Linked DNA regions of Homo sapiens: region 1 is linked to region 2. A link is a contact called in ENCODE Hi-C or POLR2A ChIA-PET data. All regions are on one chromosome and are shown on one strand. Each heading gives the region's core, a stretch centred on a gene start or an enhancer-like site at or near the end of the contact. The rest is flanking DNA. Distances are from core to core; before and after follow the strand shown. Region 1 overlaps TAOK1 (TAO kinase 1). Region 2 overlaps MYO18A (myosin XVIIIA).

Evidence for each region. Hi-C counts contacts between places; a loop is a spot of excess contacts on that map. ChIA-PET counts read pairs that join two places held with the same protein, here RNA polymerase II (POLR2A). Pooled maps may share reads with other maps.
Region 1: a loop to region 2 is called in a pooled map, with 2.0 times the contacts of the local background. The contact joins two enhancer-like sites. A Hi-C loop is called at or near these places in 1 of 50 pooled maps. POLR2A ChIA-PET finds 5 or more read pairs at or near these places in 3 of 52 experiments (GM12878, activated B cell and activated T-cell).

The regions. Positions count from the first base shown.
Region 1 is chr17:29,431,879-29,436,937 of GRCh38, forward strand. All of the region lies in intron 1 of TAOK1 (TAO kinase 1), which reads left to right. Among named protein-coding and RNA genes, the nearest start is that of MIR4523, 44 kb to the left of the region's middle. Within about 2 kb of position 1,853, at least 2 of the 41 ENCODE cell types and tissues checked have a DNase peak (open chromatin) inside an H3K27ac peak, as active enhancers do; they include GM12878, where a contact is called at or near this core.
Region 2 is chr17:29,146,370-29,150,696 of GRCh38, forward strand. The region is part of intron 2 of MYO18A (myosin XVIIIA); the gene reads right to left. The region is part of intron 1 of LOC124903967 (a long non-coding RNA gene); the gene reads left to right. Among named protein-coding and RNA genes, the nearest start is that of MYO18A, 32 kb to the right of the region's middle. RefSeq lists a silencer at 2,407-2,886 and enhancers at 3,267-3,456, 3,477-3,526. Within about 2 kb of position 2,607, at least 39 of the 41 ENCODE cell types and tissues checked have a DNase peak (open chromatin) inside an H3K27ac peak, as active enhancers do; they include GM12878, where a contact is called at or near this core.

The DNA.
Region 1 (5,059 bases), core at 603-3,102, 280 kb after region 2:
TCACTGCAACCTCTGACTCCCGGGTTCAAGCGATTCTCCTACCTCAGCCTCCTGAGTAACTAGGACTACAGGCGTGAGCCACCACACCCTGCTAATTTTTGTACTTTTTAGTAGAGATGGGTGCCGAGACCAGCTCCGTGTGCGGAGACCAGCTCGGTTGTGGAGATCCTAACCCAGCGTTGCTAGAGGAATTAAAGACACACACACAGAAATATAAAGTGTGGAGTGGGAAATCAGGGGGCTGACAGCCTTCAGAGCTGAGAGCCTCAAACAGAGTTTTACCCACATATTTATTGACAGCAAGCCAGTGATAAGCATTGTTTCTATAGATTATAGATTAACTAAAATGGGAAACAAAGGGATGGGCCAAAACAAAGGTATGGGCCCTGGCTAGTTATCTGCAGCAGGAGCATGTCCTTAAGGCACAGATCACTCATGGTATTGTTTGTGGCTTAGGACCGCCTTAAGCAGTTTTCCATCCTGGGTGGGCCAGGTGTTCCTTGCCCTCATTTCGGTAAACCCACAACCTTCGGCGTGGGCATCATGGCCATCACAAACATGTCGCAGTGCTGCAGAGATTTTGTTTATGGCCAGTTTTGGGGCCAGTTTATGGCCAGATTTGGAGGCCTGTTCCCAACAGATGGGGTTTCACCATATTGGACAGGCTGGTCTCAAACTCCTGACCTCGTGATCCACCCATCTCGGCCTCCCAAAGTGCTGGGATTACAGGCGTGAGCCACTGTGCCCGGCCTGCCTGGCTAATTTTTGTATTTTTTAGTAGAGATGGGGTTTCACCATGTTGACCAGGCTGGTCTTGAACTCCTAACCTCAGGTGATCCACCCACCTTGGCCTCCCAAAGTGCTGGGATTACAGGCGTGAGCCACCACACCTGTCCAAATTTTTTTTTTTTTTAGAGAGAGACAGAGTTGTGCTCTGTCTCTCAGATCATAGCTTACTGCAACCTTAAACTCCTGTGCTCAAGGGATCCTTCTGCCTTAGCCTCCTGAGTAGTTAGGACTGCAGGTGTTTGCCACCACACCTGGCTAATTTTTAAAGTTTTTGTAGAGACAGTGTCTTGCAATGTTGCCTAGGCCAGTCTTGAATTCCTGGGCTCAAGCAGTCCTCCTGCCTCGGCCTTCGTAAGTGTTGGGATTATAGGCATGAGCCACTGAGTCTCCAGGGCCTTACCATAGTTATCTTTTTGAATTACTAGTAATGCAAGAGAATGTAAGTAGAGTTTGAGTCTCAGTTATAGGGCTAATAAAAGAATGTAGCCAGGTGCAGTGGCTCACGCTTGTGAGCCAGCACTTTGGGAGGCCAAGCCGGGTGGATTACGAGGTCAGGAGTTCAAGACCAGCCTGGCCAACATGGTGAAACCCTGTCTCTACTAAAAATACAAAAATTAGCTGGACGTGGTGGCGGGCATCTGTAATCCCAGCTACTCAGGAGGCTGAGGCACGAGAATTGCTTGAACCCGGGAGTGGATGTTGCAGTGAGCCGAGATCACTGCATTCCATCCTGGGTGACAGAGCTAGACTCTGTCTCAAAAAAAAAAAAAAAAGAATGTAAAAAGATTCTTCACTCTAGAAACTAAGGCAGCTCTGTTAGCATTGCAGGACTTTTCCTTAGTTCAGCTAAAGAACTTGTCCGTCCCATGGCTATGAAAATTCAGGCTTGCAGACAGTTTAAAGGGTGAGTAAAGCAGAGGGTTTTATTGGGTGAAAAGGGAAAAAAAGGGGAAATAGGGATACTCCACAAGGCCAGAGTCTCCTGCTAGAGCACTTCCCGCCCTGCCATTCAAATCTCAGGTTCCACACAGGAAGTGGAGGGGCCAGACTCCTCCCCACTGCAAATGGCATGAACCTCCTGAGGCTCAGCTCCAGTGGGCAGGCTTGTTGTAGTTTCTCTGGGGACCCTCTCCCACCTGGCTATCTCATTTCCCCTCTAATCTAGCAATTGTTAGATTAAGGACACGGACGAAGACCGATCTTAACTGCTTCCTGCTGACAGGGGCCTGTTTTGGGGGAAACAGCAGTCAGAGCTCCCTAAGAGGCCTATTTAGGGGTTCCCAGCAGAAGGGGCCACCATCAGAGGCTCCGGTTGCATGACCATTTGGAGTTTGATGGCCTGAAGGCAAGAACAGACAAACCGGGTTATTAGAAAACATGCATCAAAACGAAACAAGGGGCGGGGTAAGGAGAGCTGAAAAATACTGAGGCCTTTTACCAATTTTCACAGGGAGAGGGAGGCCAAAAACCCGACTGGTAAAGAAACTTTACCCTTTTGCTGGCATGTTGGGCTTTTGGGTTCCCTTCCTCTGAGCCCAATCCTAAGCCAACCAGTTTAAAGTTTGGGAAATTAACTCTTTCTAGTTCGGAGGATGCATTTGAGGGGAGTGTCTTGTAGTACAGAAACACAATTATCTATTAGTGAAGAGAGAACTGAGGAGAAAGGGAAAAAGCCTCCTTTTAAAGGAGTCCCAGAGGTTCAGGATGCATTTGAAAGGGGTACAGATTGAAGATGAATGGCTACCAATCTAGAAAGAGGGAAGCAGGCCTCCCTGGTTCCCTTATTTTCCTAGCATATACTCAGGATACGTGAGAGTGAGAGGAAAGAGTGTCCTCTTTCAGTCTTCTGTCCTTGCATCCCCGAGTTCTGGCGACCTTGGCAGGTGCCACCATGAGTACCAAAGTGGCTTGCACCCATGAAACAGGGGTGTCGAGACAATAGGAATTATTTGTCTCACCTATGTCTGTTTCCCACCTACAGTCAGTAGCTTTGGAGTTCCCTAGGCCTCATTTATGCCATGGATATTAATGTGGCCTTTATCCATGAAACAGGAAGCTTGGAGTTGGCTTAATCAGCAGGAGTCAGCCACGCTCACCTGCAATGTGCCTTTTAACCTCTGTTGTCATTTGCCTCTGGATCCCTCAGATCCAGTTTTTTTCCTAGGGCTTTGACCTGAAATTTGGAATTGAGTCTGGGACAAAGATGTGTCTCAGGGGAGTTGCATGGACTCCTTGTAAGCCAAATGCTAAGGTGAAACTGTGGAACCGAGTCCTCCTCCAGTAAGGGAGAGGAAAGGATGTCTTGTGACACACCCAGATAACTGGTGGCTCTAGTTATGCTTGCTAGGATTTGGGTGCATGGTGCTTGGCTTTGGTTAGCTCCCTTGGTCTTACTTTCCCAAAAGGAAACCTCTGTGATGGGCATCCTATGTATTCCCATCACCTGGAAGAATTTGAAGGATAATTGCTCAGAACTAGAATATTGGTCCAGATTTTTACATTACCCATCCCCGTTGTTCTTTCTGAGATGCAGCTGGAGATTGCTGGTTAGTTCACAGGAACAAGCAGGGTTAGTCTAAAATGTAGGTGAAAACTTAAAAACAACCAATGAGTTCAGAATTTAATGACAAATGTATGGTAAATTTTGGAACATGATCTCTCTCTTTCCAGTCCTCATTTTTGTTAAAAAATCATGATAGGACTGAGTGGTTTGCAAAATCCCTTAGCCCTATACTTGACCTGATTATTTGCCTAAAGTATAGCAAGAATAATTATGTCTACATAGGCCTTTTAGATTGGCTTTGATGGAACTCTATTCCCCAAGGAATCTCAGATAAGACCTTGAAACACCTATGAGTTGGGTGATCCTCTCCTCTTAAGGTCCCAAGATAAACTTGGAGCTCCTAGAACCTGTTAGAAAGTGACATTCTTTACTGACCACAGGTCAGGAACCCTGTACAAGGACTGCGAAGATGAGGGTATTAGGTCACTTTCTCCATGGGGCTTTTGTTGGTTCTGCAAGTTCGACTTCGAGCTTGACTCCTTAAAGGGGAGCATACCCTTCCAGTAAAAGCCTTGTTAAAATAACCATTTTCTCCAGTTGTATCCTGTTACAAAAGAAAAATGAATTCTCATTGCACTATTGCAAATACTTATATTGCCATAAGAATACTCACAGATAGGCGGGGTGCGGTGGCTCACGCCTGTAATCCCAGCACTTTGGGAGGCCAAGGCAGGCGGATCACGAGGTCAGGAGTTCGAGACCAGCCTGGCCAACATGGTGAAACCCCATCTGTACTAAAAATACAAAAAATTAGCTGGGCGTGGTGGCTGGTGCCTGTAATCCCAGCTACTTGAAAGGCTGAGGCAAGGGAATCGGTTGAACCCGGGAGGCAGAGGTTGCATTGAGTTCAGATTGAGCCACTGCACTCCAGCCTGGGCAACAAGAGTGAAACTCTGTCTCAAAAATAAATAAGTAAAAAATGTTTTAAAAATTTAAAAATCAAAAAATTAAAGAATACTCACAGACAGTTTTCAAATTTTAGAGGCACCAGGCGGAGAGAAACATAACATGCTCCAAAGTTTTTTTCTTAGGAATATACCTTACTCAATTATTAAAGGCCGTAAATAGTTCAAAATGAGTTTCCTTGACTCTGAAAAACCAAACAAGGATCAGCAATATTCCAGCCAAAAGTCAGAAAGGTTGCTTCAGCTTTCTGAGTTCAGTCCATTTAGTTAACTCTTGTTTTGCTTGATATTTGTAAACATTTCAGCTCTTCATGAGTCCTGTTCATTTTCCTTTATTAAAATGTTAACAATCTCCAAAGTTATCTGAAGTCTGTATTTGAGAGCACCTGTTAAAGTCTTACAGTCTATTATAAACCATCTTCTGAAAAGGATTAAAACAAGACAACAAACATCTGTGAATAGCCAAGTTGTCAGGGTAATTATAGTCAGAAACACAATTGGCAAAGAAGTTTGGTTATCTCCATGGTTTACAATAACTTAACAACCTTAATTATGATTGATAGCAAATACGGAGACATTAGAACTTTAGAAATCCCATGCAATTTTGGAGCATACATAAGCGTTATTTACTAAGATATAACCTAAAGAAGATTAAACACCATTTTGGCAATTCCGTGTACCTAAACGTGTCACATAATCCTGTTTGCCTTTCTTTTCCAGACACTTCAGGGGCCCTCTGAAGTATCTGAAAAGCCATGTGCCAGGGAAGAAAATTTTGAAACTGAAGTTTGATTTTGGGAAG
Region 2 (4,327 bases), core at 1,357-3,856:
AGGGATAAAGCTGGGAAGGAAGCTGGGTCTCAAATCAAGCAAGTGTGTGCTGTAGTGGACATGTGTTGTTTCTGCTGCCCACCACCCATTCCTCCATCCTCTGATTATAGCACTCCATTTTCCCCTCTGGGGACCCACCCCAGCACATGACTTCGCCCTGGCCAATAAGAATATCCTGGCCAATAAGAATATCCTCAGGCTATAGGTTCATGGAGGGCATGTGACCCAATCAGTTTCAAGGATACATAATGAAACTTGGGGATTATTCAAAGAGTCACACATCTCTATCCACACAACTAGAACCTGGGGCTGTGACATTTTGCCATTACTTGTCTGAGGACCAAGGCTGCCTAGAAGATGGGGTGAGAGACAGAAAAGGTCAGGTCTTGGTCACACTGTTAATGTTTCCAGATAAGGCTGAGCCTGTAGCCGGTTCTACTGCTGGACTTTTCAGATACTGGTGACAACACATATCTTCTTTTTAAGCCAGTTGAGCTGGGCTTTCTGTTACTCTCACCTGAAAGAGCTGTACCTGAGATGAAAGCAAGGTGGGCAGTCAAAGGAACAAGAAGGTACACACCAAGCACTAGCCATGGCCAGGCACATGCTACTGGTTTTCCTCTCAAAACCCTGCGAGGTAATGAGAAGGGGAATTGTGGAATGGGGAAACGGGGTTTACAGAGGTTAAATAATTGCCTGTGATCACACAGATTGTGACTGGCCAGGTGATTTGAACTCAGATTGTTCAGATTCCAGAGCCCAGCTCCTTACACACCACCACCTGCCTGGAAAACAATGGGAGGCACAACAAGCTTTTGGAGAGTGATGGGGCATGATTTAACCTGTGCCTTAAGAATGCTGAGCAGGTCAGGCATGGTGGCTTATTCCTGTAATCCCGGCACTTTGGGAGGCCGAGGAAGGCAGATTGCTTGAGCTCAGGAGTTCAAGACCAGCCTGGGCAACATGGCAAAATCCCATCTCTACAAAAAACACAAAAATTAGCTGGGTGTGGTGGTGGCATGCCTGTGGTCCCAGCTACTTGGGAGGCTGAAGTGGGAGGATCACCTGAGCCCAGGGAAGGTCAAGGCTGCAGTGAGTCATGATCACACCACTGCACTCCAGCCTGGGTGACAGAGTGAGAGACCCTGCCTAAAAACAAAAAACAAAAACCAAAAAACATTCTGAGCTAACAGGATGCAAGAGGAGGAGAAAGGAGGCTGGAAGGTGAAAGAACATTAGAAAGTCAAGGTAGTCAGGCATGGTGGCTCATACCTGTAATCCCAAAACTTTGGAAGGCAGAGGCAGGAGGATCACTTCAGACCAGGAGTTCAAGACCAGCCTGGGAAACACAGAGACCCGTCTACAAAAAATTTAAAAATTAGCCAGGCGTGGTGGCCTGCAACTGTAGTCTTAGCTACTTCAGAGGCTGAGGTGGGAGGATCAATCACTTGAGCCCAGGAGTTCAAGGTTACAGATTACAGTGAGCTACGACCATGCCACTGCACTCCAGCCTGGGTGACAAAAAAAAAAAAAAAAAAAGGAAGTCAAGGTAAAAGGTGATGCCAAATGAGAGATAAGAAGGGTCTGCCTAGGATTCTGGCAGTTGATGGGGAAGAGAGGGTGACTCAAGAGAAAAAATAAGCTGGACTTGGTGACTATTTGGGGAAGGATGGGAAATGGGCACAAGCGGGTCTGGGTGGAGATTGAGAAAAGTAAGGAAAGATACCAAGGTTTAAAGCTTGGGAAGATATATTTTGTTAAGATATATCTTAACAATGAGATATATATATCTTAACAAAATATATCTTAACAAAAGAATACTTCTCTGACCCCATTTGTCCCTCTAGTTCCCCTGTAAATCAAAACTCCTAAAAAAAAGTCTATAAGCACTGTTGCCATAAATGGGTACTAATTATATGATCCTTGTATTACAAATTTGCGGTGTGTAAAGTGTCAATAATAGAACTATATTTAGGGAGTTGGGGAGAGTCCTGTTTAAAGCACTCAGAGCTCAGGGCCAGGAGGGCCTGGAGCACTTGCTTTTGAAGTGGGAGGGCCCAGCCACTAGGGTGGCAGGTGCACTTCCAGGATGACCACTTCAGAGGTCCTCAGCACCAGCCCTAGGGCCAGTACTAGAGTCTACACCTGTCTCAAAGAAAATGCCAGCGCAGGAGTCCCTTCCCTTTCTTGGGAGGAATTATCCTTTATTCTTTTGTGTGTGTGTGTGTGTGTGTGTGTGTGTGTGTGTAAGTAACAAAATGTCACCTCGTATGAAACAGTAGTGTTAGGAGACAGCGATTGGTATTGAGGTGCCAAGATTTTTTATGAAATTCTACCAGTGCCGATAGCCAGTGGATTCTGAAGGGTTATAGGGCAGACTCCCTTTAAGAAGCCTAGGGATGGTCTCAGAGAGGAGAAGGAGGGCTGAGAGGAAACCTGGAGTGACCAACGGCGCATGCCCAGGGCCACCCCAGCCACTCAGCACCCTACGCACGGGTCAGGCTCTGTGAGGGCCGAGTCAGCCCCAGGCCCGGGGCGGCACTTCCCGGGTTGGCCCACCGGCCAGCCGGAGCCTGGGCGGGGCCAAGGGGGTGGGGCCAAGCCCAGCACATGCGCCTAGAGCCCTGGAAGCTCCGCCCTGCAGCGCCGCTGGCGCCCAGCAGAGGGTGGCAGCCCCCTTCTCATCTACCCTCCCGCTTTGCTGGGGCCGCTTTCACCTCCGCCAGGCCGGCCTCCAGGCCCCACCCCCAGGAGGCGTCCCCCAGGAGCTCCGGCCCGAGGGGGCTGCGGCGGCAAGATGGCCTCTCGCCGTCCCCAGGACGCGTAGGGCAAGAAGAGGCAGGGATGAGCTCGGTGCCCACTTTGTTTTTATCACCGCTCTATCCCCAGAACCTAAAACAGTTCCTACATATAGTAGGCATTCAGTAAATGCTTATTGATGGAATAAATGAATGAATACATGAATGCAAGGTCAAAAGACGCCAGGAAAGCCTGTTCTAGAGAGGGGCTTGTCTAGAGACAAGCAATCAGGAAGGTCAGTGGGTATGGGACGGCGAGCCACAGATCACTGCCCCAGAGGTGGTCGCCGAGGCTTGGGGCTCTGACACTCCCCCCAGCCCCTACACCCACCCAGTCCCTGCATTGGCACACCCATCAGTTTGCTCAGAGCCATGTGCCACCACACCTTTTCGGGCACAGAGCCCAAGTAGGGACGCCTGGGCTTGTCCTCTCTGCCAAGACCCTGAGTCAATCCCCAAAGACTAGGCAGGCATATGCGGCCGACTGCAGGGACCACCTGACTGGCCCGACAGCAGGCCTGCTGCTCTCTGAGGTCTCTCAGCTGCTGGGGATTTCCTCATGGCCCCCGGGGACTTCCAAATTGCCTCTGCTTTGCCAAGCTCCCCCAAGGCCCAAAGCCATGAGCCAGCCTTGAGGATCCTTTCCCAAAATCCTCCACAGCCCTGCCCCACATCTCATCAGGACTTGGGTCACTTCTGGGTCTCCTAAATGTACCACATGCACTATGTTCTCCTATCCACCCCCTCTGGTAGACAGGAGGGAATAAACATAATGAAGCATTGTTCTCTTTTTCATATAAATGACAACTCTTCTCCATTTCCACAGAAGAAAAAAAAGGAAGCCAGCTTAAGGGTCAGCCACAGCAATTTAAATAAAATATCAGTAAGGTCTTCCTGGGTGTGAGAGATGGAGGCCTGTGGTGCTTATTCTCAAAGTCAGAGAAGTTCTTCTAGACAAGCCTCAGGTTCCTCGTAACACTGGACATCCAATAAATATTTGAGAATCTGTGTGTTCACCTCTGGAGCCCCTATTGGGCCTGTTTCTAAAACCCTCTGAAGTAAAAAATAAAGCACAAACCCTATGTCCATAGAAACAGGAAGAAGCAAAAGCCTCTACCTTGCCTACCAACCCACCACCTCTGTGCTAACAGCCTGGGCCAAATCCACTGGGGCATGTGAGTACCTGTGTGTTACAAAGCTGGGCAGAAGACATCCTTGGCGAGGAAAGGAAGCGCTGCCCCAGTTGTGGTGGCACACAGCCAGGGACCTGCTGGCCCTGGGGCATTAGGATTCCAGAGCTGGTGGTGGTTGAGGTGTAGAAATTGCCAGAGAGGACAGCTCTTCCTTCTTGAGAGGAAGGGGAAATGCCACCATCCCCTGCCTTACCAGGGGGACTCTGAAGGAGGAAACAAACCTTCAAGAACACCCAACTATTTCTTTCTGGGAGCTGTTTAGAGCCGTACTGTTCAATATGGTAGCTACTAGCCATGAGTGGCTATTCAAATTGAAGCTGGCCGGGTGTTATGGCT